Regions from separate parts of the Homo sapiens genome. Here regions 1, 3, 4, 5 and 6 are each linked to region 2. The links are chromatin loops, found by intact Hi-C in ENCODE. Cell type or tissue: IMR-90. All regions are shown on one strand. Region 1 overlaps TBC1D19 (TBC1 domain family member 19). Region 2 overlaps STIM2 (stromal interaction molecule 2). Region 3 has its middle 31 kb from the start of CCKAR. Region 4 overlaps RBPJ (recombination signal binding protein for immunoglobulin kappa J region). Region 5 overlaps TBC1D19 (TBC1 domain family member 19). Region 6 overlaps RBPJ (recombination signal binding protein for immunoglobulin kappa J region).

Region 1 (4,000 bases), 280 kb after region 2:
AGCTATTTTCTCATAGTGAGCCAAACTCTGGCTCCCTGAAATTTCTACTTAGTATTCTTAGTTCTGACTACAAAGGTCACACAGAACAAATCTAATTTATCTTCTATGTGAAAATGTTCAGAAATATTTGAAGACACTGCTCTCTCTCCTGCTCTATCACCATCAGGATTTCTTGCTCCAAGACTTCATGAATTTCTTCAAATTTTCCTGAGATGAGGTGGTCTTGAAAAGCTTCCATATTTTATTTTATTCTAACCAGTTACAGTTCACTGCAGTCCTTAAAGTGAGCTGACTAAAATCTCTAATCATTTTCCCTCCCTACACACCCAACAGCTAAGACAGTGTTCTTGGACAGTTGTTCCCGGACTTCACGAAAGGGTTATATTTTTATCCCTATTACATTTCTTCTTTGGTGAACCACTCCAGTTAGAGATAATAATCCTGAATTCTATTCTGTTATCTAATGCATTCTCTAGTTCTCCTGATTCTACAAAACTGAAAAATTTGATAAGTATACCATGTCCTCATCAAAAGCAATATAAAAATGCTGAACATGACGGGGTGAAGACTAGAATTATCAGTAGAAACTCCTTTCATATTGATGTCAATGCATTAATCAGCAACCTGTTGCGATAAGGGCATGGACTGGATGTCAGACAGACTTGGTTGGGTTCATCCGGTTCTATCACTAAAGAGTGTGTGTGTGTGTGTGTGTGTGTCTTTGCATATGTCTCTTAACTTCTCTAAGCTTTAGCTTCCTCATCTGTAAATCAGAGATAACGCTAGAACTCACATAATATGATTAAATGAGATAACAGTTGTGGCTCAGCCATTAATAAATAGCTTAGGGCCTATACTATTTATTTAAATAGCTTAGGCTATTATTTGTTAATAAGCAAATGTTAATTGTTGATGTTATCATTTACAAGTTAGTTCATACTTCTTTGTTGTTTCTAGAAGCAATTTTATCAAAAATAGTATGAGAAAAGCCAAATTATTCTGAGCTGGTATGCCAGGCCAACCATCTTCAGAATTTTGTGCAGCACTGCTTTAAGCTCACAAGTGAAAATTCTGAGGATTGACATTTTCTCTAGTCTTCTAGCACACAGATTCATGTTCTCCAACTTCTGCTGAATTTTATGTTGTGTATCAATTTTCTTATTCCTCTCTATATGATTAGCCACCCCATTCTTTCAAAATTTCCTCCCTTTTCAAGTGTTTAACACTGAATTGTAGACTTCACTTTCTCCTCACTACGAGGCTGATGCCATTGACATGAACTCCTTCCTTTGGCTGTTCTTCATATTTCATGTTTTCTCACTTACAGCCCAGAGGAGGATGTATCCTTTTTCTTTTTCACCCAACATCTTCACCTGTGCTCTAAATCGTGTTTCCTTGACTTTCAGAGTGACTGGCAAGCAGCAGTCAGGTTTGCAGCTTGTTTATGTGTGGCCTGTGAGCTAAGAATGGCTTTTACATATTTTAAAGGATTATTTCAAAAACAACAAAGAATAATATGGGACATGGACTGTTTGTGGCCAGCAAAATGTGAAATATTTACCATCTGGCTGGTTAAAGGAAAAGTCTGCCAAACCCTGCTTCGGACTCCTGCCCCATCAACCATCCCTTCCCCCTTGCTGCACATGCATCATTCCACACACATGTGCTGTGTCCCTGCGATGTGCCAGACACTGTTCTAAGAACTGTAGCTGCCATTTGATTAGGGACAAAACAATCATAATAAAAATAAGCGAATACATGTCAGATAGTAATAAGGGCTATGAAGAAAAATAATGGAGGGAAGGAGGACAAGGCCAGGCTAGGGCGGAGGAGGACTTACTGATAAAGAGCCCTTAAGCTGTGGAGGTGAGAATCATCTGACAAGGGTGACCTGGAAGCCCTAGCTTCATGTGATGATTGTCATAAACAGGGTTACCTTTACTGAGGGCAACTGGTCTTCAGCCGGATAGTGGTGGGATCTGCTCTTTACTCCTCTAACGAAGCAGAGTAGAAGCAAGGGGTGGGTGTATCTTATCAAAGTAATCATATCTTTAGTCTTTCATATTTCACTGCATCCTTTCAGCCAAGGATGTTACGAATATTCTTACACATAATAATAAGAAGAAATAAGAAAGAAGAAGAAAAAATAGGAAGGAAGGAAGAAGTAGTCAATTTTTTTTCCCGGACCCTACTTTCCCATCAAACAAATCTCTAATCTCGCTCATTTTCTCAAAGCCAGGCTTAATTTTTTTTAAACTGTATTGACTTCCTTTACTTCCTTATTATGTATCCTCAAAATCTCGCAAATGGTTTCCCATCCCTACGGACGTAACTTCTGATTGCCAAATCCAGGGGTTTCCCTTCTTTGTATGCTGTACTTAATGGCCTCACAGTCAAACTTGAGTCTACCACGGCATTGATGACACGACGCAGATCGGGCTTCTTGTCCCACAGAAACTTTTGCTGCTCAGTTTTTTGTGAGTGTTTGTTTTGTTTCTGGCAGTTCTCTCTTCTGCGCACTCCTTCAATATAGCTCTGAGACTCTGTATACTTGTTTTCTCTTTCGCTCTACCAGTATTCTCATTATTAATCCATAATACCAACCTTAAAAGCCCAGTATCCTCAGGCTCCTTCTGGTCTCTATTTTTGTAAATGACTCACCACCTCCCTAGTCATTCAGGGAAGAAACTTTTGAGTCATTTTTGCTCTCTTGTTCTCCCTTAGCCCTTATACCTAAATGTGATTATGTACCTCTCCTGTCTCTTTTGGATAAGGACCACTTAACTCTTCAGTCTTCATTCCTTCTCTGTACCCCACAAGCACTGCTCTAATCCCTCCAAATTGATCGCCACCCCTTCAGCCTCTGGGTGCAAGACAAGGGCTATAGGCAATGTTCTCCTCTACCTCTGGCCCTGTCCCTGCCCTACTCCTTCATAATTTTAAACAATAATCTTCCTAGAAAGATCTCCCTGATAGCCTTGATCCCTCCCCCTAAGCAATTCATTAATCGGTCCTCTTCTTTCAGTTGATTTGCCCTCATTGATTGAGGTACTACTCCTACACACTGTGCAATTCTGACTCCAGCACTTTCTACCTGTGTACGCTTACGTATGTTACTTAACCTGCTTCCTCATCCAAAGCTGCTTTTAGACTAAGGCACAGGGGCTTGAGCTGAGGGCTCTGTGACCCTCCTCCGGCTGTACTCCTTATCCAGAGCCAATGTTTCTCCTTCCAGACCACATCCAAGGTACCCAAGACTCTGAAATTCTGAGCCCAAAGGCTCCTAAGACAGCTTCCAGAGCCTGCATGTTCTCTTTGGTGGGGAAGAGAAGAGAAGGTATACACCTCCTGATATACCTGTATACCTCAGGACAGAGAGGTGGCCAAAGGCTGGCTATTTGTGGAAACTGTGAACAGAGGCTGGACCTGCAGGCTTCTGTCCATGAAGCCTGTCCAAGGTGTGAAGTGGAGCCGTAAATGAGAAGTGGGTGGGGATACCACAGGCTAGGGAAGGATGAAGAGTCTGATAATTCTGAATTCAAACCTGGCCTTCCAGATTGTTATCAAAGTATACGTGTCAAGGAAAGAAAATAGAGTAGACTTTATCAGTTTATGAGTCTAATTTATAACTTTTATATATTTTGACTTATGGTAGGTGGGCCTCTATTCGTACTTCTGCTCTGGGCCCTGCAAAGGTTGGAGAGAAACTTGCCTTCAACAATCAAGTGGGAACAATACCAATGAGGTGGTGAGGATTAAATATTATAATATATGCAATATGATTAGCACAATATTTGATACAAAGGCAGTACTTAAGAATTGTATTCCTTTCCCTATCTTACTGTCTTTTAATAATTTTTTATTTTTTTCTCTCCCAGTAGAATAAATCCTTTGAGCATGGGAACTGCTTTTTATTTATGTATCTCTATATCCAGAGACCAAGCACAGTGCCCAGAATATAACAGGTACTCATTAAATGCTTGCAGAATGAATATATGCA
Region 2 (4,000 bases):
ACATATATACCTACCAAAAATTTATTAAGGTACCTAAAATTAATCTTTTTTTAAAAAAAGCAAGACCTGCACAGAGAAAATAAATTATCAATTTTACTTAAAGATAGAAAAGATCTCGATAAATGGAATTGATTAATAATTCTCCACAAATAAATTCACAAATTCAAAAAAAAATTTTTTAAACCCAATGGAACCTTTCATGGAATTTCATAAGCTGATCTTAAAATTCAGAAGATTAGTTAAGGGTAGAAATTCTGAATTTGAACAATAAAGGAAGACTTGGTCTTATCAAATATCAAAACTTTTTATAAAACTCTAGAAACTAAAGCAGAATAGGGCCAGTGAAACAAAATGGGAGAGCTGGGAGCACTTATGTATCTATGGAGAGAAGTGGTATTATAAGTCAGCAAGGATAGAACAGGAATGAAGCTGAGACAACTGTTTACCCGTATATCAAGAGATATATTTAGATTCCAACTTCACACTATGAACAAAAATAACTTCTAGGTGGATTAAAGGGCTAATGGATTAAAGAAAAACTTAAAAACTCTAAGGAGAGCAAACAACAACCTATCATCTGTTGAAAAAGACATAAAAAACACAAATCAGATTCACAATTTGCCATTCAAAAAGCCAAAGTTTAGAAGATATTTGCAACTCTCAAATAACCAGAAAATAGAAAGAACACTTCCACATCAGTATGGAATCTTGCAGGGATTCCACAGCAAGAACAAGCAACTCAGGAAGAAATCTGAACAACAAATGCCAATAAAGGAAATGGTACTCAACCTCAACAGTCATCAAGGAAATAAAAATTTTCATAATTGTGAGGTATCATTTCATACGCATTCGAGTTGCAAAACAAGTAAATCAGGTTATTCCAAGTACTGATGAGGATACAGGCACACAGGCACCCTTATAAAACAGTGGGTATGTAAACTATTTTGAGAGCAACTTGACAATGACTAGTAAAAGGTGCCTTCCCAATGACCCAGCAGTCCGTTTCTAGGTGTCCACACAGAGAAACTCTCAAAGTTATGCACAAGGAAATACAGGTAAAGATGCTTGTTGCACATTGTTTGTAAGGGCCAAGAAAGTAGAAAGTAGAAAAACGGATAAACTATGGATTTTTAAATACAATAAATAAACATATAAGTTATGGTTAACTCATTAAGCAGTGACTTTAATTCATCTCTACATAAACATGAAAAAATTTTGAAACATAACTTTTGAGCAAAAAGAGTTGTAAAATATCACCTAGTTTGATAACATTTATATACACTTCTAAACACGCAACCATTGTATATAATGTTATGGATATATATGTATGTAATAAAAGTACAACAGGCTTTAGCATAAGTCACAACTTTAAAACAGTGGGGAAGGGTAGGCAATGTGGTTTAAGTGTATTTGTAATAGTTTATTTCAGAGAAAAAGATAAAGAAAAATGTTAAAACCTGTTTATCTTTTTGGTAGGTGGGCATATTATTTTCAGTCACTTTAAGTGTGTGTGGATGGCTTTATAGGAAAGTTTAAATAAATTGTTATCACATTCTCACCAAGGAAAGCATTTAGCAGATATTTAAGAATAGGAAAAGACATTTTAAAAAGTAATAGGAAAACAACACCCATTCCCCTATCTACACAGAGCTAACCATTGATATTTTCTGTGTTTTTTCTTTCCATATAATTACACATAGACAATATTATTCTGTGTATATTGTTACAACCTTTTACTTTGTTCTTAACATACTACAGGCATGTTTCCTTGTCATTATTTCAAACTTGTAAAATTTACACATATCCATGGTAAAAAAAAAATTTTAACTGCTCAGGAGGGTATAGAAATGAAGAGCCTTCGTCCTTCCCTAGACTTCTATTGCCGAGAGTTTCCCATTTATCAGGTCCAGAAATTAGGCTTTTGTAACTAAGCAGAGTGGAGTACCTCTGTGGTGCCACTGGGTGGAGGCAGAGCTCTCAAATTGTAATCTTTGACATGAGTTATTTTTTAGAGATAATAAATCTGATCACAGCATTTCTTTCTTTTTCTTTTTTGAGACTGAGTCTTGCTCTGTCGCTCAGGCTGGAGTGCAGTGGCACAATCTCGGCTCACTGCAGCCTCTGCCTCCAGGGTTCAAGCGTTTCTCCTGCCTCAGCCTCCCGAGTAGCTGAGATTACAGGCGCACACCACCACGCCCAGCTAATTTTTGTATTTTTACTAGAGACAGGATTTCATCATGTTGGCCAGGCTGGTCTTGAACTCCTGACCTAGTGACCTGCCTGCCTCAGCCTCCCAAAGTGCCGGGATTACAGGCCACCGTGCCTGGCCTGATCACAACATTTCTAAAACATTAAATTTAAAATCAACTCTTGTACTTTTTTCTGATTTAAAAGTTTAAATTTGCCTGTATTCCACAATCACTTAAAACTAGAATAATTATTCACATTTAGTACAATTGTTTCCTTTTAACGGACATATGGATATCCAATACCTCTGCCCCCAACCCAAAAAGTGTTTTTTAAAAAGCAAAGAAAAAAACTAGTTAATCTAGATAATGCACTTTCATGCACAATTCAGATATTAAACACGGATTTTAAGGAGGAAATTCAACTTTTAAAAGCTATAGTTTTCAAACAAAAGCGTGTACTTATGAATCAGTGTTGCATTTGGCAAGCTTAAGTGCATATAATTCAAATAAACAAATACAAACTGAGAATATTCTAACTGCAGAGCTGGCCCAGATCTAGACATAACTTTGCAACCGTCATGACCTTGCAGTGTGGAGCAAGTGAAATGAATGCAGTCACACACTTCTAGTTTTGCTGTATTTACAATCTGTCCACTCTTCCTGCCTCTTTTAAGAGTTGAGTGCCGCCTCACTCTCCTTGCATTAACTGTCTGCTGTCAAACCAGAGAAGTAAAACCAGCAAAATAATACAAGTACATACCTGGAGTTAGTTAGTGGTAGAGCTAGGATTCAAATCCCTGTTTCCAAGATCTTCCCCTAATTTTTATTCCTACTATACATTAAGCGGCCATTTGAAAGGATATTTTCCCTGAATGCTCAGCACTTCATTCCCACACTGATTTGGCATTTATAGTGTGCTATCTTTACTGTCAATTATGTTTTTATATGACTCCTCATTTCAATTTAATTACAAGCAATGTTTTAAAAAAAGTCTTATATTCAACAATATAATGTTATATATAACAGTTGCTCAAATAAACACTTAATAATCAAATTTATAAAGCATTCAGATTTCTTTAAAGTGTGTGTATAAATATATAATATAAATATACACAAAGTATTGATATATGCATTGCATATGGTATTCTCAAATAGTAAATATTTAAATTACTAACAAAAAGAAAGAGAAAATGAAGGATAAACCCAATTTTTTCTCACAGATTTCGAAGTACATGATTCCTAAAAGGACATAGGAGAAAATTACTTTAAAACCTGTACCAACAATTTTTGTTGAAATTGCCACTTACCGGGAAATTGTGACACTATTGGGGGTGTGTCTTCATCTAAGTCATCAACTCCTCCAGCAATTGGATAGGGTGGAATGGAGACTCTGGGCATCACCACCCAGCTGTGATCAGAATAAAGGGAAGAGGTCAGGCTGGGGAGTCCTGAGTTATGGGCTATCTGAAAGCCACAGATCTTCTCAATTTGTTGCCAGCGAAAAAGTCGTTCTCGTAAACAAGTTGTCAACTCAGAGAGAGCTTTCCTGGAAAAGCCAATAAAGAAATTACTTACTGCATCAAAAGGTCTTTAATATGGCACTGAAAAAAGGCAATACATGAACAGACCATGGCAATTAACTAATTTCAAGAAGAAATAACCCACTCTTAAAACTAATGTAAATTATGTAATTATATAAATGATAAATATAAATTGTTCACAAATTACTCATTTTAACACAATAAACATAAATCAAATAAAAGTGAAAACAACATTCTTACTTTGCTTCCAGAATTTTGTGGTCTACCTCA
Region 3 (4,000 bases), 550 kb after region 2:
GTGCCTGCTATAGCATTTAGTTCATAGATTTTTTTTTATAGAGATGGCGTCTTGCTACATTGGCCAGGTTGATGCTTGAACTCTTGGCCTCAAGCAATCTTCCTACCTTGGCCTCCCAAAGTGTTGGGATTACAGGCATGAGCCGCCCCCCTACACAACCTACAGATTTTTAAATAATTCGGTATAGAGTAAGTAATTAGATAAGTAAGTAATTAATGAGCATTAGGCCAGCCTGACGTTGGTTCGAATCCCAAATCCTTCACCTCCTTCACCTGTTTACTGTTCAACTCAGGCAAATTACTTAAGCTCTCTGATCCTCTTTTGATTGTATCTATGATGGGGATAATAAGGCAATCACAGGGTTGAGTGTGGAGAGGATTAAATGAGATAGCTTTTGTAAAGGGTTAATAGCAAGGCAGTCACAAGACAGATGCCTACAGAAATGTTGACATCCAACATTCTTTCCCTACTACATAGAAAACCAGAGTCATTTCAGTGACATGAATCGTTGTAGAATCGAGAGCTGAAAGGGAATCAAAGCCCCTATTACTCAGTATGGTCCAAGGACCAGCCCCATCATGTTAGAAATAAAGAAACTCAGAGGCCCGGTGCAGTGGCTCACACTTGTCATCCCAGCACTTCGGGAGGCCGAGGCAGGCAGATCACAGGAGGCCAGGAGTTCGAGACCAGCCTGGGCAACGTGGCAAAACCCCATCTCTACTAAAAATACAAAAATTAACTGGGTGTGGTGGTGTGTGCCTGTAATCCCAGCTACTCAGGAGGCTGAGGCAGGAGAATCACTTGAATCTGGGAGGTGGAGGTGGAGGTTACAGTGAGCCAAGATAGTGACACTGCTCTCCAGCCTGGGCAACAGAGCAACACCCTGTCTTGAAGGGAAAAAAATAAATTAAAAAAAAGAAATAAAGAAAGTCAAGCTCCACCCCAGACCACTAAAGCAGAACTTCTGGGGGAAAGGCCTGGTTATCTGTATATGTAGTCAGCACCACCACCTTTCCCAAGGGATTTTTTTTTTTTTTTGAGATGGAGTCTCCCTCTGTCACCCAGGCTGCAGTGCAGTGGCACGATCTTGGCTCACTGCAACCTCAGCCTCCAGGGTTCAAGCCATTCTCCTGCTTCAGCCTCCCAAGTAGCTGGTACTACAGGCATGCACTACCACACCCAGCTAATTTTTGTATTTTTAGTAGAGACAGGGTTTCACCATGTTGGCCAGGCTGGTCTCCAACTCCTGTCCTCATGATCCACCCACCTTGGCCTCCCAAAGTGCTGGGATTACAGGCGTGAGCCATTGTGTCCGCCCTCCCCCAGGGGATTCTTATCAAGGAGAAAGTTGGAGTAGGTTGAGCCTGCTGCAGTCGAGGGTCTCGTGTCCTTCGTACTGTCCTGAACACTCACTTGAACCCCAACCCTCTCCCCGCCTGGGGCTTGGTGCCTGGGCCTCCACACTTTGCTGCCAATCCATCTGCTGTTCTTCAGACACCTGCCACTCCAAGCTGGGCTTCCAGTGAATTGAAAGCTGCCCCATCAGACGCCCACGCTGGACTAATCGGCTGGGGCTAGGAGGTTCCAGTAGCATCACGCACAAGGGGAACCTGAGCCTGGTTGGCTTGGCCACCAGCATCACAGCATCCTGGGAGAGGTGCCTTTGGTCCTTGGCAATCCTCCTGGACCACCTGCTGCACCTGAAAAACACAGCAGAACAGGATTCTGACTGTGGAAGGCATCCCCCTGTCTGAATTATCCACCCCATAAGCAAGCCCTAGAGACAGAAGAACAAGAGGACACATTCTTCCAAGCCTCTGAAACATTATCCAGACCTGTCCGTGCCGATTCATCAACTCTGAGCTCAAGGAATCATAAAAGTTTGTTTTTTCATATCTAAGAGATGATCCAACCTTCTGGAAACTAAACTTTCTTCTCTTAGTTCATGCAGAAGTCATTTTAGTGAGCCACAGGATCTGCTTTTCATTCTTGATGACTATACCCATATGGGATTGTTGGGAGAGCCAATAAAGAACGTTTTTAAAAACCTCTCTGTAACAACTTCGCTTTGCACCTCAATACACCTGCTTCGAAAGGTCATTTAGAGACCATTTGTATTGGGATGACAAATGAAGTGATTGTACTAAAATGTAACTTTCATAATGGCAACAATCCTGTGTGCTACAACCGCCCCTCCTGGCACAAAGTGGGCCTTCAGTATAGATTTCTTAATAAATGCCATGAAGTATAGAAGTGCAAGCGGACTTTACAAAGATGCTCATTACAAAGATCATAATTGGTGGCCACGTTTCAGTTCGTTTTTGTCGAAAGCTGTTTACCTTTAAGCCTATGCTATGCTCAGGCTGACTTGTGTGCTCTGTTACATCAAACTACCGAAAAGCCATTTCCCAGACCAAGTTCAAACTTACTGCCATCTACTGGCTAACACTTAAAATTAGCCTTACCGGCATATGTTTAAATTTTAACTACCTGCGTAAAACGGAAAACATTTGCAGAAAATTGTGGAAACATAATCTACCGTAAAGACTTGAGGCCAGGCGGAGTGGCTCACGCCTGTAATCCCAGCATTTTGGGAGGCCGAGGCGGGCGGATCACCTGAGGTCAGGAGTTCAAGACCAGCACGGCCAACATGGTGAAACCTCGTCTCTATTTAAAAAAAAAAAAAAATTACCTGGGAGTGGTGGTGCATGCCTGTAATCTCAGCTACTCAGGAGGCTGAGGCAGGAGAATCACTTGAACTTGGGAGGCAGAGGTTGCAGTGAGCTGAGATCGCACCACTGCACTCCAGTCTAGACAACAGAGTGAGACTTCATGTCAAAAAAGAAAAAAAAAAGACTTGACAGTAGTATTCCATTTTCAAAAGAATGAACGGAAACTACTGTTTTTGCATTAATAGTGTTTTAAAAGGTTACATTTGATGTATATATATATATAATTTAACCTCTAAAATATATATGTCCCCCCAGAGCATTCCTGCAAAAAAAAAAAAAAAAAAAAAAAAAAAAAAAAGCTTAGTTTATAAACTAGAGCTCAATGAAATTTCTAACCAGTAAATTCTGTGACAGCCTCCTTTGATAGATGTGCTGTTTCTGCTGGGTTTGATGCTACTCCTTCATAGACTGTGAGTCTGGGAAGAAGCAAACTGAGGTTGAAAGATGGAGAAGGTCTCCTGAAGATGGTCAGGCCTGGAATGTGGAGATTCAGAAAATCCTGGCACTCAAGAGCATACTGCCCACTCAAAAGCATACGCCAGAAGTCCCCCTACCCCACTCCCCACCAAAAAAACTGGTGTGTATGTGTGTGTATGTGTGTGTGCGCGTGCACACACACGCATGCTTCCTGTGCTTTTTAAATATCTGCAACTGACATGTGGGGAACTTGCAAAGGAGAACAACAGCTGCCTTCACACTGCCCCCTACCCCACACTGCGTATTTAAAGGAAAGTCTGGCCCAACTTTCCTCTGAGTGCAGCAGAAGGAAAACACACACAGACCGCAGCAGAGAAAACCACACAGACATATAAGCAAACAGACAGCTTCAATTTCAAAGATTCTTGCAAGACCCAGTGTGGCTCAGGAATGGCCATCAAGAAGCTGATGGTTCTGGAATGGGCCCTGATGTTTATACACTCAACGCCTGGCTGCTGGTTTTTTTAGACTGACCGGAGTGGCCACTGCCTCACAGAATCACTAAAAGCTCACTCTGCCAGGGGCAGGCAGGCAGACTCTGTTGTAGTCCAGGAAGTGTCCTCTTTCCTTGAAAGTAGATTTAAACTTTCTGAGAATTAATGTTTGTCCCTAGGAACAGGTCTGTGTGCATATGTGTGCATGTACGTATGTGTGTATGTATGTGTGTTTAATGGTTGCCCCTTGGACAACTTCTCACCAGTAGGGAAGACAAACCCCTCATCCCCTCAACCCAACTGACCTGCTGGGAAGTCCCCATGGAACTTATTTATTCTATAAATTCATCCAGTAAA
Region 4 (4,000 bases), 690 kb after region 2:
ACTTTTGCCTAAGAGCCTTACTATAATGTTCTCAGGGGCTATGAGATTGCTTGTGGCTGAAAATATCAATTCCTCTGGGTACTTCAGCAATTACTCCTTACAGAACCAAAGTCAAATACCTATATATAAATTATACATATATATGAATTAGACACACATATACTGTATACACACAAGCACACACACAATTTTAAAATTGTGCCACATGAACCATGTTGCACCAAGATTTCAAAGCACTGAGTCCTATGTTCAAAAATTCTTTTTGCTGAGTCTCTATCATGTGATAGACAATCTTCTAAGTATAAGAATATAAATGATACCTGCCACCAAGTGACAATATTTGGGTGTGATAATTACAACTTAGTATCATGCTTCCAAGAGAATTATATACAGCATTTAATACTGTATTAAATATACAGTATTTATACAGCCAGGCACCAACTGTAGTCTGGTAGATCTGGTTAGAATATTCCCTTAGTCTTGAGAAATAACCTACTAAGGATCATTACTTTTCATACACAAGAACGCATTAAACTGCTGGGCTCATGCAGAGATGTCAAAATACTTTAATATGACTGAAGCACTGATTATGGAGAGAAAATGGCAAACAACTCAGCTGGAGAAGAGACAGATGAAATAGTTATGGAGGATCCTATGCGCCACAGTAGCTAACATCTTTTGAGCACTTGCTACATGCCAGGAATTCTGCTAAATGCTTTCATACATTATCTCATTTAATCTTCACAACAACTTTCTGAGTTAGGAATAATTATCTTGCAATTGATAAAGAGATTAACTTGTCAATGTTACAGGGGTTTTAACTGGCAGGGGTTTTAAGTGCCAGAGACAGAATTGGAACCCAGTTCAGATTAAACACTAAATGTGAGCTCATAACCCTCCACTCTGTTGCCTCTCTTAATGAACGCTGCTAGGGGGAGCCATTGAAAGGTTTTTAGATTAAGCAGTGATCAGATTTGCTCTTTAGAAAGACTGCTCTGCTACATGTAGAAGCTGGATAAAGGTGGTGACTCTAGAAGCAGAAAGAGGCTGTCAGTACGTCATAGTAAACCAGGTGAGAAATGACAGCATGAACTTCGGCAGTGAGGATAAGGGAAACAAATTCAAGAGATTTTTTAGAAGGAAAAATGATCAGTTCTCAGTAATTAAATGTAAAGGCTGGTGAGAGAGGAATTAGGAATCGTGGCTTTGGGAACCAAACGGAATATGGTATCATCTACCAAGAACAGAGAAGCAACAGGTTTCATTCAGTCAATACGTATCTACAGAGTGCTCCTCAAATGCAAAACACTTTTCTAAGGCCAAGAGTCAAATCTGAAATTATAGTCATGGTTATTAGAATTTATTCTTAAGAGCAAATAACAAAGCACTAAAAAATATAAGGCATATTTAAAATTAATCACTGCTATTAACAGACTTGGCTTAGAGTCCAGTGAAAGCATGTTGTACTACCATTTGTTAAATATTACTACATGCAGGCCAGGCATGGTGGCTCACCCCTGTAATCCCAGTACTTTGGGAGGCCAAGGTGGGCAGATCCCTTGAGGTCAGGAGTTTGAGATCAGCCTGGCCAACATGGCGAAACCCCATGTCTACTAAAAATACAAAATTAGCCAGGTATGATGGTGTACGCTGGTAATCCCAGCTACTCAGGAGGCTAAGGCACGAGGATCGCTTGAACCCAGGAGGTGGAGGTTGCAGTGAGCTAAGATTGTGCCACTGAACTCCAGCCTGGCCACAGAGTGAGACCCTGTCTCAAAAAATAAAATAAAATAAATAAATAGAATATTGCTACATGCAGAAAACAAAAGAGGAAAGGCATCCCATAATTTTATAATGTTATTACATTTGAGTTTGACAGAACTTCAATCTCTTACACCACACACACACACACACACACACACTCACACACGACACATCACCCTGTAATTTGTTTTATTTGTCCCTTTCCCTATAAGTTTATGGGGGGCAGGAATAAAGGTATCTGTTTTATTACCCATATTATAATACATATTTGGGATTTTAAAAAATCCCACTATCGCTACTGTGTCTTGCCAAGAACTTAAAAACCTCCTATTTGACTTCCTATAAAATATGACCTACTTCACATTAGCTTATTTCAGTAACAATTCCTAGACCTTCCCCACAGTTTTCATCCAAGGATGCTCTCTGCGAATCTTAAGGCACAGCAATCCTGTGCAGATGTGGCAAGTTATTATAATTCCCATTTTACTACATAGTTAGGAAACTGGCCCAGGGGAAGTAGAGTAACTTGGAAATAATCACAAAGCCAGATGCCAAAAATAACAACTTTTAGTCAATCCATGAGAAAATACTGCCCCTAGTTGAGATAACATGAAATTTAGTATTAGGAGGAAGCAAAATGCAAAATAATGCTTTAAAGCCAAGTCCTGGGTCTTATTTCTAAAAATGAACAGAAGAATGAGATGTATAATAACTTTCAAACGAAACAATTTTTTCCTAATGCCTTACCCATCAAGGGTGCCAAAGGTTATTTAATGAATTACATCTGGCAAGAATGGCCTGTCAACCAAACCAATTTTGATCTTACCCACTTAAAAAAAACATTGATAGAAATCTGTTGGTATAGGACAACAGATAACTTTTTAACAAACCTAACTGCTTAAAATCTAATGCCTACAAGTGTGTATTAGTACAGATTTGAAAATATTGCAAGTCTCCTGTTTTCTGAAAATATACTCACAGATCCATCAGCAATATGCATGGATAATAAAATTTAAAGCTTTAACAGTTAATACTCAGAATGAAAGTTCTCCAGCCACAACGCATCCAGATTTCGAAATATGCTGCTGTTATAATTTAATTAAAAGCAGTTTTATTTCACCAATCATGTAAGTAAAAGTATTACACGATTTAGAAAGAAAAACGCAACTCAAATGGTAAAAGCGCTTTTATCATGTCTGTGTAATCATTCTTACAGGTACAAGTCAGAGCAAAATACCTTCCATTACTACACAGTATTTACACTTTGCTCCCAGTCAGAGAACCAGTGAGCTCAAGATTTTACCTTCAAAACAATGATTATGTACAAGAACAAGTAAGGGAGACATAAGATTATTGGTAAAACCCACTCAAGCGACCCAGACTGCAGATTTTCACAAAAAAACTTATGTATCAATCATGAAAACATGGTTTTCCATTAATTAAAACTCAAACTACTAATTCTAATCACAGCCAGAAAAAAAAGTATTTTCCAATGCTCCAATACTCGTTAGAGTAGATCTCGTATGTCCCCTATCAACAACACTTCACTATTGTAGAACTTCAGTTTGTAAATGAAATGACACTCCAAATGATTTTATGGGTAACATACCTTCTAAAAGTAGAGATCAACCAGTAGAAAAAAAACAAACTCTTGAAGAATACCTTCAGCATAGTAATCCTGGTAAATATAATAACTCTTATTCCTAGCACCCAGAATAACTCAAGTCATTAGAATACATCACACCACACCCCCCACCCCCATTCACACAACCCCAAGCTTTTAGCATTACCAAAACAATAAGAACTCGAAACACTTCAAGGGTTCTTTAACACTAGGAAGTGTCTTTAAAATAATCTCACTACAGGCTATTACGTGTGTGTGTGTATATATATATATAATATACATATTATACGTATACTTTTTAACTGCATTTGATTAATATCTTCCACAAAGATCTTAGAAGCAGTATTCATCGACCAGAAACTGCACTCTTCGGTGCTGTCCTCATTTCAACCCCAATGATGGGACAGAAGGGTTGTCACGCATCTACAGGGCAGCAAAAAGCACATAACTGTAAACTATCTAATGATTAAGAAAAAATAAAACATTTATATAAAATTCCCAAGCGGAATGCCTCTCCTTTTCCTTATGAGGCAGAAGTTACTGATAAATTCTAAATCCAGATTTCTAGAAAATGCTGAAATTCTCCGCCCCAACACTCACAAGTTTTTAACA
Region 5 (4,000 bases), 340 kb after region 2:
TTATAATTAATTTATAACATGATTAAATGTAATATGTAACTCTTATGATTACTTTTATTAATGGTGATCATTTATGTTCCAGGCACTATGTTAAAAGTACATGTACGTTATTTCATTTAATTCTGACGATTATGTGATATAAATATTATTACCTATATTTAAGTGTGGGTTAACTGAGGTTTGAAGAAATTTAAGTACTTGCTCAATGATATATTTCTAGTAAGCTGGGTGAGCTAGAAGTTGAAATCAGGTCTGTATGATTCCAAAACCCATGTTTTTAAACACCAGGCTAGAAAACTATTAGTGTGCTATTCATTAAAATTTTTTAAATGGATAACTTCTATGATTAATGGGCTTAAGCAAAAAACAAACAAAAAAATCCCCACTAAGAATATTTCAAGAATCAATGTCTTACATAGTTTTGCTTTATTTAATCTATTACCCATCTGCTGGTGATCTCTTTTCATATTCATATTTCCTAAAATAAAATGTTCTTACATATAGAAAAATAACATTCCCACTTAATCTGTCAATTTCTAGAACCATAAAAATAGTGCATATTTCAAAAGTACCTATAGGGACAAAGAATCCATTTACTTAACCTGAGTTGCCTTTCTTTATTTCTCCGTAGTCTAACATCCGTATTCAACCACACATCTTCACAGATCTAAATTGTCAGTCTCCACTTCTCAAAATTTTACTTACTGTTTTGTTGTATATGTAAGGTCACACCATTTCATTAATTATTAATAACAAAAACTTCAATATTAAGCAGACAATATTAAATTATATGTTAAATCTTATTTTAGAACCTAAAACTATAGTGATTTTGAAAATTTAAAAAGGGGGTTAATAATAGATTAAGAAACAAAAGTTTTTTCAATTTTGAATAACTGGTCTTTGAAAAATAAATACCCCAAAGCTAAAATCTGACCCACCCTTTTTTTCTTCTTACCTCAGGTTGGCTGGAAATATTCAAAATGAGAGCCCACAATTCAGCTCTCAGTGCCGTGGGACTTCCTTGTCTGATGTACTGTTGAGCAGCAGCACTATCTTGTTCTGCTAGAACTATCAAAAGTATATGAAAATCTCCTTTGAAAACTCAGAATGTAAGAAACATCACTGAAATCTTCAATTATAAATCTTTTGGGAAGCTGATATTCAGTCTTTCTATCTAACATAATTACACCGTATCTTTACCTTTTAAAATTTATTCTCTGGATTTCAATACAGCCCTATTTGCAGCCCTCCCAGTTGCAAGCCTTAAGCTCTTCCACCTCCTACCCAGTGTGGATAAGGAGGGACTTAATGTAAGGACTTTGAGATCACTTTGCTTTAACTATAGCTCCATGGATCTGAAACTAGTATTGTGTGTGTGTGTGTGTGTGTGTGTGTGTATATATATATATATATATATATGAAATAATTTTTAGATTCCATTATCAAGTTAATTCATAGCTACGGAAACCCCAAATTTCTTATGCATATTCTACTACATCATGAATGTTCTAATATTTGGAAATGTATGGTACATGAAGTTTCATGCCTAAGAATTACAATATATAAGAATGTTAGCTATCTATTCTATTAAATGACTTCTTAGTTATTTGCCAAAATCAACAGAAAACAGGGATTTTCAAAGACGTAGAAACAAAGATCTCATAACCTTGCAAGAAGGCTCAAATTATTCTTAAAAAGCCAAGTTCACACAATCAATATGTTATCTTTTGCTTTCATTTTAATTTTTATTTTCTTTAATAAAGATGTCAGCTATTCAGTCTGGAAATAAAGGTCCAAAAAAACAAAATGAAGCAAAACCAAAAAAAGACATATCAAAACAACTGCTAATGTTTATCTAACCAGTATTGTTTTCTTATATTTTCTTCTTAAAAAAAATCTTATATTAAATGAAAATGACATGAGCAGAAGAAACAAAGGAATCATGAAATAAAAAAGAGATGAAGCATATTCTTTAATTTGAAATTGCTCTTAATAAAAGTGTCAAATCATACAAATAAATTCTAAATAAATACAATTTTTAAAAATTGAAGTAGGGATTTGGTACATGACAATATAATTGCCATAGAAGGTTCATTCTGACACAAAGACCAATCTGTACTTCATATCTCAAAGACAAAAAAGGATTTATAAAAACAAGGAAAAGAATCTTCAAAAGATAGGGAAAAACTATTCCCCAGAATACTAAAAGCCACTTTGGTTATTAAGCCACACCACTGTGAATGGTCACTGGGAACCATTACAGTTATATTTTCTCCTGATGCGGGAGCATATTCCCATTAACTCTAATGAGAGGTGTGTGGGTGCATCAAAGACAGAACCTGCCTCTTTGATTTTAAAATGAAATTCTACTGCCGAATGGATTAAGCTAACATCCCTGAGGAATATGTGTCTGCATTTCCTTTTTAGTGAACCAGCTGTGTACTTCTTTCTCTGACATTTATTGACAAAGCCAAAATGATGCATTTTCCCTACTTATAAAGATTCTCATTATGTAATCTACATGGTTAAATATTACCCCTCTTTAGGTTTTTCACTTTTCAGAGATTAAATTTCACCTGGAGGTTATCTGAGGCAGACATTTAGCTGGGACTGTCTCACTTTTCAGAAATAATAACATTTATAATTAAAAGCTTACCTTTTTGCCCAATACGTACATGTTCATTTTCAAAAAGTTCTAAAAATTAAAAAAAAATTAAAATTATTAGACATGAGTATGAGCAATCACATTTAGAACAACATTAGATACATTTTTCTGGTATTGATACATTTAATGATTTTTAAAGCCAGATGGCTCTACAGAAAACTAAAGAATATCTCATATGTAAAAAAGTTTTTTCTACATTTTTTAAAATTAAAACAGAGTTATGAGCATTTAATCAAACAAAAAAATTGATGAATGAATTTTCCCTTTGTTAAAACATCTCATAATAAAGCCAAACAATTTTTTGTTTAAAATTAAAACAGTTATGAGCATTTAATCAAACAAAACATTGATGAATGAATTTTCCCTTTGTTAAAACATCTTCTCATAATACAAAAATGTTCCTATTCATTCATCTTTAATTTTTTCCTTAAAGAAAAACAAAACTTATTGACAGCTTCATTTACAAAACCCTACTTCCACTCCAATCTACCATTGGCTATCTAATAAAAGCATATCTAATAAAAGCCTTACTGCTATATAGGAAAAATCTCGCTCTACAAATGCCATTTTAAAAGATTCTATGATGAGATTTTTTTAAGTAGAAATCATAATGGAAAAAGATTCATGAACTAGACTATATTACATTTTTAAAAAAAAACTTCTGTTCATCAAAAGCACTGTTAAGAGAGCGAAAATGTAAGTAACACAGTGGAAGAATATATTTGCTGTACATATATCTGGCAAAAGACTCCTATTCAGAATATATAAAGAACTCCTGGTAGACAAAGACAGATGACTCTCAGACACGAACAGGCAAAAGACTTAAATAGAGGCTCTTCACAAAAGGAGTGACCTGAAGGACCAATAAACATATGAAAAGCTGCTCAACCACATTGGTCTTCAGGGAAATGCAATTAAAACCACTATGAAATACACAACCACCACAATAGCTAAAATGAAAAGACTGACAATTCTAAATGTAAAAGATGTGGAGCAAATGAATTTCTCATACAAAGCTAGTGGGAGTAGAACTTGGTACAAACACTGTGGAAAAGTGTCCAGCAATAGCTACTAACACTGAACATATGTGCATATCCTATGATAATTAGCAATCCACTCTCAGTTATAAACCCTAATGCATACATATGTGCACCAAGAGACATGTACAAGAATATTCACAGCACCACCATTGATAATAACCAAAAATGTAATCAATACCATCAGCAGGATACTAGATAGTGGCATATTCATACAATAGATTACAATACAGCAATGAGAATGAATGATTTATAATTCTCTACAACACCTTGAATATTATAAAGAAAAGCAAAAGAA
Region 6 (4,000 bases), 600 kb after region 2:
CAGTGTTTTGAATTTTTTTTCCCCAGACCTTGGATTGTTTGCATTTATACTTAGTGGTTGAACATCCCAAATCTAAAATGCTCCAGGCTGGGTGCAGTGACTCATGCCTATAATCCCAGCACTTTGGGAGGCTGAGGCAGGCAGATCACTTGAGGCCAGGAGTTCAAGACCAGACCGGCCAACATAGCAAAACACTGTCTCTACTAAAAGTACAAAAATTAGCCAGGCATGGTGGCGCACGCCTGTAGTCCCAGTTACTCAGGAGGCTGAGGCATGAGAATCGCTTGAACCCAGTAGGTGGGGTTGCAGCGAGCCAAGATAGTGCCACTGTACTCCAGCCTGGATGACAGAGCAAGACTCTTACAGGGTCATGTTGGCACTCGGGGTTTTCAGATTTTGGAGCACTTCGAATTTTTGGATTGGGAATGCGCAACCTATATGCCAAATACAGTAGTCAAATCTCAATGAGTTATCATAAATGGTACTTTTTTTTTTTTTTTTTGAGACGGAGTCTTGCTCTGTCACCCAGGCTGGAGTGCAGTGGCGCGACCTCCACTCACTGAAAGCTCCACCTCCCAGGTTCATGCCATTTTCCTGCCTCAGCCTCCCGAGTAGCTGGGACTACAGGCACCCGCCACCACGCCTGGCTAATTTTTTTTTTTTTTGTATTTTTAGTAGAGATGGGGTTTCACCATGTTAGCCAGGATGGTCTCGATCTCCTGACCTCGTGATCCGCCCGCCTCGGCCTCCCAAAGTGCTGGGATTACAGGCGTGAGCCACCGCGCCTGGCCCATAAATGGTACTTCTTAATTTCACATCTGAAAAATATAAAGAGAGCTAAACTGATAAAAGAATGAGTAGTGCTGGTTTTCTCAAAAGTACTGTGACAAAATGCATGAAATGGTAAAAATCAGGTTGATAAAAAATTCTCTATTCAAAACACTGACCAAGGTTCTATCTTGAAAGTGCTTTCCAATCATGTAATAAATATAAGAAAAATGAAGACTTTTCAATAGTCTGAGTCTTTAAAAAAAAAAAAGTCAACTCTAAATTATTTCAAAAAGCCATGATGGAAGTAGCAAATCCAATATAATCTAAACATTCAAATTATTTCTATATTGCTGATAAAATCATACCTTAAACATCCCAATATCATCATCCCCTAAAATACGGCAAACAAATCAAGTTGTTGCCCATACTTCGTAAAAATCTAGTGATTGAATAAAAGTCAGCATATATACAAAAAAAAAAGGCAAGAATACACGCAAAAGAAACTAAAGGGAGTGGGGTAAAAATAAAAGGCCACCAAATTAACAGAAGAAAACTTAAATACATCTTTATTTATTTATTTATTTATTTAATTTTAAAGACAGAGTCAGACTTTCACTATGTTGCCCAGGCTGGTCTTGAACTCCTGGTCTCAAGGGATCCTCCTGTCTTGGCCTCTCAAAGTGTTGGGATTACAGGCATGAGCCACTGCACCTGGCCTAAAATATATCTTATGTGGTGTATTTTAGGCCAGGTGTGTGAAACTGACTATTTTTTAAAATTTGGGCAGTTGGTCAATATGTATCAAACACTCAGTGAAAAGTCTGAAAAGTGGTTAGCTTACAGAATTTAACTGCTGCTATAAAAAGATATCCTATAAAACACGTTGCCTTTATTTTCTCATCTTCCCTAGCAGCTCTATCAACTATAACAAACAATACTTTCTCTGCCACTTGGTGGCGATATGCACACATTTAAAATTTTACTCCTTTCACAGTTGTCTTTATTTTCAGAGACTGTTTCAACCACTGATTTCCTCAAATCTTGAGATGATGTCTGAAAACTGCCTTACAGATTCAAAGAAGGCTTTTTATCCATTCCAATATATAAAATAAATTAGGTTAAACAGAATCCAAACTCATGATATTTGCATTATCTTGCTACCTTTGCAGAATCATCACTAACCTTTGATGATTATTCAGTTCACAAGGACCATATTTAGGAACTTTTTGCATGCCACAATTGGCCAATTAACACAAATCTCAATATGACTTCAGAATCAGTCTAAATGACTTTACTGTTCATTGTTTTAACAGCATCATTACTGCTACTGCTTAATTACTTCCTTCAAGAAAGCTCTAGATAAAATAATCTTTTAAAAAGTTTATTCTTTAACCTAAGATCTTACTTAATGAGAAATTAATCACTAATATAAATGGGGTACTAGATGTGCCATGCAAATAAATACTAGTTATTAGGCACCATATTTAACATCAAGAACAATTTTAAATTTGGAGATAAAATTTCCTAACCAAGTATTTTTAAGCATCACTCACTGGAGTTATTTTGTATGCCAAAAAGACACAGCCAAGAGGACTGTGATCATGCCCCCAGGTAACCTCACGCCTTACGCCTTTGCAACTCTTCAAAAAGGCCTGAACCAGGATCGGCAAGAAAGAAGACAGATCCTCTTCCCACTGTGCACTCCACCACCAAGTAAGAGCCCAGAACACTTCTCTGAATCCAGGGCAGTTTGACAGACATCCAGAGGGCTAGATTAGCATTAGCAGTCCTTTACTACTAACACCTGTTTTTTAAAAAAATCAAGTAAATTTAATGGGTTTCCCCTTTATCATAAAGTAATGCAGGTCTACTTTGAAATTTTTAACAATACAAATCAGTAAAAATATAGGAAAGTAGTTACTCTGGCCTTTTCATCATTTTTGTTCATTTTTTAGAGGACTTCAAAGCTTAGATTGTTAAAGCTTTCTTTTGACTGGGGTTTTAGACCAGCTAGGCCATGCCCAAATAATACACAGAAATTGAAAATAGGCTGGGTGCGGTGGCTCACGCCCGTAATCCCAGCACTTTGGGAGGCAGAGGCGGGCAGATCACAAGGTCAAGAGTTCGAGACCAGCCTGGCCAACATGGTGAAACCCCGTCTCTACTAAAAATACAAAAATTAGCTGTGCGTGGTGGTGGGTGCCTGTAATCCCAGCTACTTGGGAGGCTGAGGCAGGAGAATCATTTGAACCCAGGAGGCAGAGGTTGCAGTAAGCCAAGATTGCACCACTGCACTCCAGCCTGGGCAACAAGGCGAGACTCTGTCTCAAAAAGAAAAAAGAAAAATAAAAGCTACTACAATAAAAGATATGGTTAAATTTTCCATTTTAACTTGACAAACCACTACAGCTCTCTATATATGTTGGATCTTTTTCTTTTTTAGACGGAGTCTCACTCTGCCGCCCAGGCTGGAGTGCAGTGGCACCTCGGACCTCAGGTGATCCGCCCACCTTGACCTCTCAAAGTGCTGGGATTACAGGCATGAGCCACCATGCCGGGCCGTATTTTTTAACAGTAACTAACAAACAGGAACCTTATCTGGACTTTAACACAATTTTCTAAATAGGTCTTCCCCTTTTGTTATCTCCAACGGGCCTCAGTTATACATCCCGGTATTAAATGACACAGTGACTTTTAAAACTCCTAGTAAAGGTCCTTTTGCATAAAACCTAGCACACAATAGCCAATCAGAAATAAAGAATAAGTGAATTCAATTGTACTAAAATGCATCTTCAAAAATCCAGAGAAAAGAAAAGCAGCTTGCCTAAATTTGAAGCTATATGATAAACACACATCTATTCATAATTCAATTGGGCTAGCCCAATCTCACCTAGGTAATGGAAAAGGGTTAGTCCTAGGCAAAGTTAAGTTTACAAAGTTTAAGTATTTAAAGGATCTTTTCCTCCTCAATCCCTGCTCTAGATAACCAACACTCAAACGCAAATGGAATGGTATGGCAATTAGGGTAGTAAAAAGGGTAAATATTTAAAATTAGGCCCTCAAGAGTTCCAACCCTAGCTCCACAGATTCCTAACTAATGTCAACCTGGACACATTTAAAGTCTCTGATTTTCAGATTCGTTGCCCACAGAATTTGGATCATAACATGACTACTTTACAAAATTGTTACGAGGATTACAACTTTAAAATATTTATAAAGCACTTTGGGA

What was found. A loop is a pair of places that touch in the nucleus more often than their neighbours do. Peaks named below come from ENCODE experiments on the same cell type or tissue, not always from the same donor. Only the 100,000 strongest peaks of a DNase experiment are listed, where the experiment ranks them.
Region 1: a loop joins it to region 2, with 5 times the contacts of the local background. A loop is called at or near these places in 29 of 110 quality-filtered maps.
Region 3: it touches region 2 in a loop (10-fold over the local background); 80 of 110 quality-filtered maps call a loop at or near these places.
Region 4: it touches region 2 in a loop (13-fold over the local background); 26 of 110 quality-filtered maps call a loop at or near these places.
Region 5: it touches region 2 in a loop (6-fold over the local background); 2 of 110 quality-filtered maps call a loop at or near these places.
Region 6: it touches region 2 in a loop (10-fold over the local background); 7 of 110 quality-filtered maps call a loop at or near these places.

The regions. Positions count from the first base shown.
Region 1 is chr4:26,730,180-26,734,179 of GRCh38, reverse strand. All of the region lies in intron 15 of TBC1D19 (TBC1 domain family member 19), which reads right to left. Among named protein-coding and RNA genes, the nearest start is that of STIM2-AS1, 130 kb to the left of the region's middle. In IMR-90, no CTCF peak of the experiment used is centred here; no DNase peak of the experiment used is centred here.
Region 2 is chr4:27,008,499-27,012,498 of GRCh38, reverse strand. STIM2 (stromal interaction molecule 2) reads right to left here. Exons shown (of 12, transcript NM_020860.4): 9 at 3,971-4,000; 10 at 3,497-3,735. Among named protein-coding and RNA genes, the nearest start is that of STIM2, 150 kb to the right of the region's middle. In IMR-90, a CTCF peak has its summit at 1,951 (motif pointing right); DNase peaks (open chromatin) are centred at 1,968 and 2,718; H3K27ac peaks cover 445 bases.
Region 3 is chr4:26,457,817-26,461,816 of GRCh38, reverse strand. No RefSeq gene overlaps it. Among named protein-coding and RNA genes, the nearest start is that of CCKAR, 31 kb to the left of the region's middle. In IMR-90, CTCF peaks have their summits at 2,441 (motif pointing left) and 3,424; DNase peaks (open chromatin) are centred at 1,916, 2,396 and 3,536; H3K27ac peaks cover 1,918 bases.
Region 4 is chr4:26,322,324-26,326,323 of GRCh38, reverse strand. The region is part of intron 1 of RBPJ (recombination signal binding protein for immunoglobulin kappa J region); the gene reads right to left. Among named protein-coding and RNA genes, the nearest start is that of RBPJ, 3.3 kb to the right of the region's middle. RefSeq lists an enhancer at 3,933-4,000. In IMR-90, CTCF peaks have their summits at 930 and 2,337; DNase peaks (open chromatin) are centred at 943 and 2,313; H3K4me3 peaks cover 980 bases; H3K27ac peaks cover 296 bases.
Region 5 is chr4:26,670,844-26,674,843 of GRCh38, reverse strand. TBC1D19 (TBC1 domain family member 19) reads right to left here. Exons shown (of 21, transcript NM_018317.4): 10 at 2,657-2,695; 11 at 956-1,068. Among named protein-coding and RNA genes, the nearest start is that of TBC1D19, 89 kb to the right of the region's middle. In IMR-90, no CTCF peak of the experiment used is centred here; no DNase peak of the experiment used is centred here.
Region 6 is chr4:26,408,617-26,412,616 of GRCh38, reverse strand. All of the region lies in intron 3 of RBPJ (recombination signal binding protein for immunoglobulin kappa J region), which reads right to left. Among named protein-coding and RNA genes, the nearest start is that of CCKAR, 80 kb to the left of the region's middle. In IMR-90, a CTCF peak has its summit at 1,726 (motif pointing right); a DNase peak (open chromatin) is centred at 1,736.